Linked DNA regions of Homo sapiens: region 1 is linked to region 2. A link is a loop called in an ENCODE intact Hi-C map of the cell type or tissue named here. Cell type or tissue: psoas muscle. All regions are shown on one strand. Each heading gives the region's core, and the rest is flanking DNA. Links, peaks and the distances in the headings are about the cores only.

Region 1 (5,384 bases), core at 118-5,117, 93 kb before region 2:
AGCCTCGATCTCCCTGGCCCAAGCAATCCTCCCACTTTGGCTTCCCAAGTAGCTGAGACCACAGGAGTGAGCCACTATGCCCAGCTAATTTTTTTTTAATTTTTGTAGAGACAGGGTATCCCTATGTTGACCAGGCCGGTCTCGAACTCCTGGGTTCAAGCAATCCTCCCACACTGGCCTCCCAAAGTGTTGCATTACAGGCATGAGCCACCACACGTGGCCTTAAAATCTATTTTTAATTATTAAATGGCATATGTATTAGAAAAACTGATGAACCTTACTGTTGGGATAGTCTTTGGATATTCTTTTGAGTTGAGCAAAATAGCAAGGATTTCTGACTTAATGGATTAACATCTTAGTTAAAATATTAGAACAAGCACTTTTAAAAACAAAAAGCAGTGTGTTGATTCAAAATCTAAATTACATTGTATGCTGCAACCTTGCCATACAAGCAGTTTAAGCACTGTGACAAAATTCTAGATAAGTAGCAAAGAGCTACTTATCTTAATATAAAAATTTCCAGATATTCATATAGGGCCCTAATAAAAGTCATCAGAAATTAGACTGATATATCAGCTGGGACCGGAATTAAAAGAATATATGTTTAAATGGTCCAAATATAAACTTGATGTTCAAAATTACTGGCAAGGGGCCAGTACAGTGGATTCTGGTCTTCGAAGGCCGTTTCACCACAAGTATTAGGTAAGTCAACACATCACTGAGGAAAAAGAAAGCATACATATGTTTCCTGGCAATAAAATCCACTCTTCACTATCCAGCACAGTATTTTTTAGAAATCCATTGAAAAATGTGAAATTAGAACCTGTTGTATTTCCCAAGAAGTGCTATTAAAGTTACTTCCAAAATATGAATCTATAAAAAACAGGGTTTTTTTGAAAAACAATACTATGCAGAAAGAAACATGAAACTGATATCACTGCTCAAGTTACTATTTACAAATTGCAAATTGAATAAAGTTAAATATTGTAAATATCTGCCATTAATCTGAACTGACAATTTTATAAGTTATATGAACCCTGAAGTTTTTTTATAGACAAAATTGTTTTTGAAAATCGATCTTGCCACCAGCGCTGCAAATGAAAATATGAAGAGATAAACCAGAGAGTACTGAATATAATCTATGCTTCATAGAGTCATGTTTCAACTAATTTATGAGTCCTAGTTTGCCATATCTTATTTGACAATTTAGTCTATTGGTAGAAAAAACAAAAGCAAACTAAAATCTCCTAAGAAATCTCAGCTCTAAGGAATTATAATTTATATTCTTCCATTCCCGATAAAATTAAGAAGCAAGAAGCTTTGACGACTACTCATCACAAACGTAAAAGTCCATGCAATTTCACATTTACCTTTATCCCTACCTTTGTACTTTAAAATAACTGCTTTTTAAAATAATAATCTGATATTAAATTCCCCCCAACAGTTCCCACATGATTCAAGAAGATTATCTTATAAAGTCTTACTGTAACGACTTCATAACTGCCACTTCCGATAGCTATTAGCCCTAAACCAAATAAGGCAGGAACAGCACTTTTCATTCATATAGTTTGACTCGAAATAGCCCAGTGTAAAACTTCAAAAATAGACTTGGATGCCTTTTTCTGCTTAAAAACAAAGCAAAACTGATACCTGGCAAACTCGGGGTTCTGTTCGATTTTGGCCTGTGAAATGCCAGGCGGGCCCGCTGGAGTCTGGCCCAGCAGCGGGGCAGCAGCGCAGGGAGGGCGGGCGGCGGGTGCGCTCCCGGGTGCGCCCCTCCCTGCCGCCTGCCCGCCGCCCCGCACCCCCGTCCTCTCCGAGGCGCGCGGCGAAAAGCGCAGGCCTGGCGGGCCGGTTCCCACGCCTCGGGCCCGTTATCTGAGCGGCAACCCCGGCAGGGTCGACGCACAGAGCAGAGGGCTCCGGGATGGACCCCTCCCCTGCCTCCCGCGGGCTGCCCCGCCAGATCCCTCTCTCCTGGGCCCGCGCGGGGCGAGAGGCTCCCGCGGGTTCAGGTTCGCTCCCGGGACAGGATAAGGTGTCAGTGAGGCTGCCAGACGCCTCCCTTCGGCGGGTGGGGGGAAACCAGCCCTGACCTCCTTCCGTTCGGCCCCTCACCGCTGGCGCGGGGCGCAACCCTTCTGCTCCCCTTCTCGGCTGAGGCAGGGGCTGTCCCCGCAGGTGGCCGAGGGGGCGCAGCAGGCGCAGAATGGAATCCCGGCTCGGGGTCACACCCTAACGTGGCAGGGTCGGGGTGGGAGGGGTGAGGCGAGGAGGAGAGGGGAGGGGAGCCCGAACTTACCGGACTGCGCACTTCCCAGAGCCGCGGCCAGGCAGAGGCAGAGGCAGAGGGAGAGGCAGAGCGAGAGGGGGCGCGGGAGGGTCCGCCGCGGGCTCATGGAAAGGCCAGGCAGCCGCCGCCGGTGTCCGAACCTCGCTCCCTCCCTCCCCGGCTCCGGGCGACGGACGGGGCGGCGGGAGGCATGACGGGAAATTCCTGGGCACGGGCAGCCGAGTCCAAATATGAGCATAGGAGACGAGCGAGGGAGGACCACGGAGCGCGCCGGCCGCGGACGGGGCCCGCTGCCCGGGGCTCGGCGGCCGCCAACTCCCTCCTCCTCTGCCCTGTCCTCTTCCTCCTCCTCCTCCTCCTCTGCACCGTCCTCCTCCTCCTCCTTCTCTGCCCTGCCCTCCTGCTCCTCTCCTCCCCCTCGTCCTCCTCTGCCCCAGGGCTGCCGGCCGCCTTCTGCCTGGGGGCATCCCTTTCCAACTCGGGACCCCAGAACACAGCCAAGCGCCCACCTGGCGTGTTCCACCTGAGACCGCTGAAGGAGTGGGAAACGGACAAACCAACACGAAGAGACCGGACAGCGAGCCAGGGACCTGTGGGAAGACGTGTCAGGGGTTGTTGAGAGCGTTGGTGGTGAGGGGATAAAAAGTTGTGGGAGAGTGAGGCAGGAGCAGGGCTGCCAGTTAGTTACTTGGCCATCCTATACATACAGAACGAGCACTCACTGTAATACGGAGAACCAGCCGCCTGCGTTCCAGGTGAGCGGGCCCTCTCTAGCAGAGGAGGGTGAGTGTGTGTGTGTTCTTGGCCAAAATTGCAAAGGTGCTCGTCCCAAACTTATATTTGAACACCATATATGGAGCCCAGGCAGGCTGGCTGAACAGTAGTTTTTCACAACAAAATGCTTAAGTTTACACCGGTCTTTCTCTCCACCTCCAATCTCTATTCATGTCCACCCCCCAACCCCCTCCACACACTTGTTTTGTATGTACCGTAGCTTGTCTAAAATGAAATGGTGTAATTCATTCAGAAGGTGCCACCTCTGATGAACAAAATGTCAGTCCTAGATGTTTAATTACAGGCCCAAGCCTGTAGTTGCCTAATTTTCCTTGGCACTGATAACTCCTTGGGTAATCAAGTCCAAATGACCCTTAGCTTTTCAAGACAACATAATTATGTCTTAATTACTATAATATATTTTTTCCCTCAAACTAATGGGACAGGACCTGGATATGTAGGGTATTAAGTAGTTACTTACGAACATTTTAAGATGCTAGATGATACAGAAATGATTTATTGATCCAAAATACTTAAGGGGTAAATGTCAAACAGATTTAGAGTGTGGATTATTTCAACGTGAACTAAAGTGATGGTAATTTGTACATCACACTATTTGTTTGAAAATGCTGTATTTGAAAATCAAGAACGTTGTTTCAAATCAAACTCAGTTCTGGCAAACTATTAAAACACATACACCAAAAAACAGTCCATTGCAAGTGGCTCCCCTCAAAACATCTGGTACTGAAAAACACCACATCCTGTGAATTACATATAGCAAATGGGCAAATGTCACCCTTAATGCATTGGCAATTATAATGGGACTAAGGGTAGATGACCCAGATAAAGTAATGGTGAATAAATTGTAATGCAATGAATAAAGGATTTAAATGACACATAACATGACTATTTAATTAGGTACCTAGAACCTAGGTAGTTGGAAATACTGAAGAAGCTCTTCAGTATTCCCTCCGTTTCCTCTTTTTTTATAGCCTTGTGTTACATAAGTGTCTGTTTTTCTACTTCCCCCACAACACTTTGCAAAGTTCTTTGCCCATAGTCCAAATGTTTGTTTAAAAACAAAAATAAAATGGGCACAGCCATTTGTAGAAAGGAATTTAGAAGCTCCCTAAGTGTAAAGCATGTTTCAAAGGATTGCAATAATTATGCCTATATTTAAAATATTTTAGTGAAGAACCTTACATACAAAAATATAGAATTATAAAAAATGCAATATCATTACAACCCAATTCATGTTAGTAAAAATAGAGAGTTCATTGTATCAACATAGCTGACATCACTGTCAGCAATGCCAACCACTATTCTAAAGGCTTGAATAAATATGCTAAGAGTGGCAGAAAAGAACTAAAGTTACTAAGTGCATGATAAGTGCCAGACACTGTGCTAGATGTTTTTTATAACTGATATCTCATTTAATTCTTACAAATATCTCTGAGATTATTTTTATCCCTATTTTACAGCTAAGGAGACTGAGGCATAGGTAAGTAATATGCTACCAGGAAGAAGTGAAGTAGTATTAGAATTAAATCCTCATTCTAAAGTGCATATATACTTTTACCATACTAATCTGTCTTATTTTCTCTACATTAAAAAAAAGTGGCATTCAAAAACTGTATTCATTGGGCGCTTTTGGTTTTAAGTAACTGGTATGCACTCAGGTTACCTCAAGTAACCAAGGTAAAGAATACATGTGGAAATAAGACCAGAGGCTTACCTGGCTTGTCAGATCATCCTTTGTAGGCATGGTGGGCGGGGCCTGTGCCTTTGAAAGCTAGGGGAATGGGAAAGGTACTACCCCCTTGACCACATTCCTATAAGTTTTGTAGTTTAACCATTGATATTTTAATCATGTATTTTACAATGCTTTTTAAATGTCTTCTTTATTATAGCCTTAATAACAATCATGTTACCATATTCCATTCAACATTGATTTTAAGGGTAAAGACCCAGAGGAGGTAGCTGCTTCTGCCTGCTTCCTACACCATCCCTCCCCCAACCCAGTGGTGTGCTGGTAAACATTTAACAACCAGATCTGGATGAAAGGGCTAGGGGCCCTGATCTACAGTATTAACCAATTCACATGGTACAAATACTCCCACCAACCAGATGTCTCTGAAGGCAGGGTTGGGAAGGGATCCACACAACCAGTTTTTGGGGCCGTAGAGCCAGCTCTGGCATACCACAGCTGCAACTCATGAAATGTCTTCAGAACACACAATAATTCAAGTTGTGTAACCACAGCTCTTTGTCTCTCTGCCTGTATTTCCACTTCTGTTCCCACAACCAGGTGCCAACT
Region 2 (5,384 bases), core at 78-5,077:
TTAAAAGAGTCTTTATACTATACTGGAGGGGGAAAAAAAACTGGCCTTTTTTAGACACCCTACTGTAGACTCTAAATGCTGAATTTTGCTTTATTCTCTGATTTCAAAAACCTAACTTCAAAAAACTTGATTCATAAAATTTGAATCTGCCAGAAAACAGTTTTCTGGACCAAGTCAGTAAGATTGATCCTTAACACCATTTTAAATAAACAGTGAAAGCATCTTCAAATTCCAGATTAGGACTAAATTCAAACTTATTTTCCTACATACCATCTCTATTTGTTAAGGTCTGTTCAACAAATATTTATTGAGTAACCAAAAACCAGGTGCTAGGGAATACAAAGATAAGAACTCAGAACCTTCCCTAGAGCTGCTGATAGTACAGTGACTCTTACTACTTTGAAGGACAGAGATCCTTTTGAGAATTTAATAAAATTTATGAACCCTCACCCTGCAAAAATGCATACATATTCAAAAATGTACATATAATTTCAAGGAGCTACTGCTTACCTGGAGTCCATTTATCTCTTCCTTAAGATTGATGGACCACTGTTTAAGAACTCCTAGTCTAGTAGAATGTGAGATTTTTTTTTTTAAAGGGGGGAAGTGGGAATAATTCCAAAGGAAATTTAAAAAACAAATACATGAAATACAAAATTGTGCAGATAGTACAGTACAGGGACAAAGATCCCATAGTGGGAGTCAGATTATCTGCACTCAAATCTGGTTCTGCCACTTACTGACTTTGGATGAGTTTCTTAACCTCCCTAGGCCTCAATTTTAAGAATTAAGTGAAACAACCCAAGAAAAACTTAGCACAGTACTGAGAGACAGAGGCACACACACAAGCACAGACCTGGAATCCCTTGAATTGAATTGTTAAAGTCTCTACAGTTGAAGTCTACACATATCCTCATAGTAAACACTCACTTTCTTAAAACTATCCTTATAACCAAAAGAGCCCAACTAAAACATTATCTCCCTCAAACCCCTGAAGTAGCTAAAGTAGCTAATATTGCCTAAAGTAGCTAATGGCTTCTAAAACCCTTTTAAATCCTAAGATGATCTTATATGGCAAAACCATTGATTTTAAGTTTATCTGCTTTTATTCATTCAGTGTATCCTCCCTTCCTGCAGAACAAGGATTAGGAAAAATAAAAGTATGGCAACAACCCTGTAATAAATTGGTAAAGCTGATTGTGTAAGAACATATGTAAAAGTCCTTGCAAATTAAAGCATAAGTAACTTATTTATATTCATATCATGTCTGTTCTAGCTAGCATATGGTCTTAGCAGAATTTTGACTTGCCACTTTAAGTTGTTTTTTTCCCCAAATTTCCCAACATACTACTATAGCCTATTTAATCTTGCATTTTAAACATCAAAACCCATACACTATGCTTATATATTTTTACTTACTTAACTCCTGTGTTTGTACTATGGTTCTTCATCACTACACACTTACTGATGTAATACCAGTGTCTTTTATTATTTTAACCCTTAAATAATTTATTAGCCAAAAGGAATTTTAAAGAAAACAGGTGTCGAAAAAAAAAAAAAAAAAAAGCAATCTAAACCAACCTTGCAGCATAGTATACTCCTATTTTTTTAAATGCATTTGGACTGATATTCTGCCCAAAACAAAACTCAGGAAAAGACTCTCCTAAATCATCCTAGTTTCTCATTTCCTAACCCAAATATTAGAATTTTTTAAAAGGTACTGAATATTTTCAAAGTAAATGAGTAATATTTTTATCCTTTTTCATTCTTGGATAAGATGGCATTAATATAATTTATAGCTATTTTGTATTAAGTTCAACCTTGTACAATTTTTTAAAAATTAAAGAATTTAAGTTGTTAAAATTTAAGTAAAATACAAATTTTGTTTTAAGTAATGCTTGCTCCGCAAGTTATATCATTTAGATGAATAAGTATCTCTTCACAATAAAAAGCAACGGGCAAAATGTAAAAGAAAAAAAAAATCTCTTGAGGCAAGAAATACTAGCTCCAAAGTTTATGACTTAGAATCTCAGGCAAGTTACCCTCTGTGGGACTCTAGTTCCTCATTGTAAAATAGGATGTTTTGTAACTATGCCCAGCAGCATGGAGAGAGATAACCTAATATATCTTAGATAGATTAATAAGTTATCTTTTCCCAATCTCAGCATGAAATAAAAAATAGCACGTTTATAAAATAACACAATATACTGCTACTCCAACCTTCATCTGTCTCTACCATAGAGCTACTGGGATAAAATGACAGTTCTTAGAGAGATAGAAAACTCCAAGGCAAGGCTCCCCAAGTCTTTTATAATGCCTGAATTTTTCACTTACTGCCAAAAATGTTTTACCAATCAAAGATATTAATAGAATCTGAGTTAATCAAGATCTTGTACAATCACCTCTGAGATTAAGGGGTTACCAGCTGGTAAGTCAGTCAGTCATTTCAACACTACAACTGATTCTGTGACATTAAGTATGAATGTCTTGAAAATAAATGCTATATATATTATATATAAAATTTATATATAATTTCCTTGTAACATTCTTTAAGTAATGATTCTCCACTCTTAAAGCAAAAGGACTTCATTTATATCAAGATATTCAGATTCCCCATAACAGTACTTTTGATATCCACTTATATTAAGAAAATATGACCAAATTCTACCATGCATATAATATTTTATATTTTAATCACAGCAGTATTGAAATACCATTGAAAAATAATAGCACAGTATGAAAGGCAAATTATTTATTAGGTCTTCAGACAAACTTTATAATGGGCACAGTTCCCAAAATGTTCTCAGTCCACAGTTGAAAACTACTGCCATAAATTCTAACAGAAAATTGTAGAATTGTAGGCAATCCAGCTACTACACATTTAAGGATAAAGAACAATTTAGAGAGGCAGGGCTAAACTCTGATTCCATATTGGCTCAATCCTCACTAAAGATAATCACATTACCAAATTTTATCATAAAATCATACAATTTTTATGAACAGAGCTCTACAACATTATATTATGAATTCATTCAATCAAATGGCTTACCCTAACATTTAGTTTAAAGTAGATGACTGCCAGACTTGGTGGTGTGTGCCTGTAGACCAGCTGCTCAGGAAACTGAGGTGGGAGGATTACTTGAGCCCAAGGCCCGAGTAATTACTTGAGGCTAGCCTGGGCAACAGAGCAAGACACATCTCTTTCAAAAAGAAAAAAAAAGTATCTGAATTGAGGGAATAGGGGGAGTTGGAACTTAGTAAAGAGAGAAAGGAGAAGAGGATATGTGAAAAAGGAAAACAGTATGTCCAATGGTTAGTGGATGAGCTTTCAAGTCATGTTGCTAAGGTTTTTACCCAACAACGTTAACTCCATAACTCCTCTCCCTGCCCTATAAACTTGGACAAAGTGATTAACCTAATCCTCAGATTCCTCATTAATGATGGAAAACTAGCCCCTACCTCATAAAACTCTTAAAACTAAATGAGATACGAATGAGCATAAAACGTTTATTTGCCAAGCACTCAACAAGTAAACCTATTCCATACAGAAAATTTTGAAGTTATTGAGCACTTAGAAGTTATTGAATCTTTTAAAGTTATTGAGCCAAGATTATAGTAAAAGAGCAGAAAGCTTAGGCCAGTATAAGTTGGAAAACAGAAATTAAAGAGATGAAAAAGTATAAGAGAAAACACTAAAAGCCAAAAATAAACTTACTTTCTCCTCCAACTCCCACAGAACACGATCCAATGCTCTGATTCCCTAAACTTAAACCAACAGTATATTAGTGCTAAAATAGGATGTGGTTTTAAATAGGCTTCTGTGGGCTAGCCCAGGAACTTAAAACCAGTGTAGTAAAACATGCTCCAAGTTCAAACAACTGTTTTACACACAATCTGGAAGACAACGTATTCAAAAATTAGGGACTGCCTGTTTTTCCTTTTGAAATGAAAAAGTTTGTGAGAAAATATTCTCTAGGAATCCAAATGTAATTCAAAGAAATTATTCAAATTAAATAGAACATGCTGCTAAGTATTAATCCACAATATAAAATCCTGTAAAATAACTGAAAAAATATTTACAATTCAAAGAGCATGATGAATAAGAACTTCTCAATTCTTTCTCAGAATGAAGTACTGAAACCCTTAGAAAACTTCTTCATCCAGACAAAAGTTTTACTAGACATTAGTTTTCACTTTTGCCAATAGGAGCTGAGCTTTCCCTTATCTGCCGCCACGGTCCTGTAACAGACTCAAAGAGCCATCTCTCCATTCTACATGTTTAAAGAATTGTAGAAAGCAGTTTAATGAATGGGAAATGAGGAACAAGTATAAAGGAACATTCCCAATCAGGAATATGAGCAAGGACTTAGAAGATACCACTTCCACTCTAAGCTAAGAAGTCCTTTGTGCCTAAAAATAAGGAAAAATTAAATCACAAGTCACTGGCTGAGCAGTGCCAAAACTACACCTCACCCACCTACCTGCCCAAACGCTAGTGGCAGTGCTTTAAAACAGTGCAACAGAAACAAAAAACAGGACAGCGGTTTTAGGGTCAGATTTAGCTTTAAATCCTGCTCCTCTACAGACTACCTGTTTAATCTTAGACAAATTAATATCTCCATACCTCACTGTCTATGTCTAAAATGATAACAAAACTGACATCATAGAGTTATTACAAAGATCTTCTGAAAATATTATAGAGAACACTATACATGGCACATTACAGGCATTGTAATGCTTGACTGTCATTAGGTCTCATTAAACCAATAATATAACTCCATAACTCAGAGCGGTCCAGACTTGCACTACCCAACAGGGTAGTCAACTAGCCAAATGTGGCTACTGAGCACTTGAAATATGGCTAGTCTGAATTGAGATACACCATGAATGCAAAATACATATCGGATTCTAAAGCCTTAATTCAAAAAAGAGCATAAAATATCTATCTCATCAAAAACTTTTATATTGATTATATGTCAAAATAATATTCTAGGTATACCAGATTAAATAAAATCAATTATTAAAATTAATCTCAACTTTTTTATGTTTTAACGTGGCTACTGTGTGGCTTATATTTCTACTGGACGGTTCTGGTCTAAACCATCACTGGTAACAGTTTCAAATGCAAAATGGGATGGAAATTTCATTATGTGCTTCGTATGACTTATCTAAGAGACTGAAGATCCTAATGTACTTTAAATACCTTCTAATTTAAGTACTATTAATATTCACCTATTGCCTATTCATGGGGACACATGTCATCTTCCCACTTTGATAATAACAGTACTCATGGTATCTTACAAACTAGCTGAAGAACGGCATGTGACAAGCCACCTTTCTGTATCAACTGTATGCATTGTCTGTTCTTCACACAGTATTAACAG

The links. A loop is a pair of places that touch in the nucleus more often than their neighbours do. Peaks named below come from ENCODE experiments on the same cell type or tissue, not always from the same donor. Only the 100,000 strongest peaks of a DNase experiment are listed, where the experiment ranks them.
Region 1: a loop joins it to region 2, with 1.9 times the contacts of the local background. A loop is called at or near these places in 7 of 110 quality-filtered maps.

What each region holds. Positions count from the first base shown.
Region 1 is chr12:65,275,784-65,281,167 of GRCh38, reverse strand. It overlaps MSRB3 (methionine sulfoxide reductase B3), which reads right to left and starts at 2,485. Exons shown (of 7, transcript NM_001031679.3): 1 at 2,303-2,485. RefSeq lists silencers at 1,736-2,045, 2,146-2,275. In psoas muscle, for the core only: no CTCF peak of the experiment used is centred there; DNase peaks (open chromatin) are centred at 2,057 and 2,507; H3K4me3 peaks cover 3,115 bases; H3K27ac peaks cover 2,666 bases.
Region 2 is chr12:65,182,814-65,188,197 of GRCh38, reverse strand. All of the region lies in intron 1 of LEMD3 (LEM domain containing 3), which reads right to left. Among named protein-coding and RNA genes, the nearest start is that of LEMD3, 16 kb to the right of the region's middle. In psoas muscle, for the core only: no CTCF peak of the experiment used is centred there; no DNase peak of the experiment used is centred there.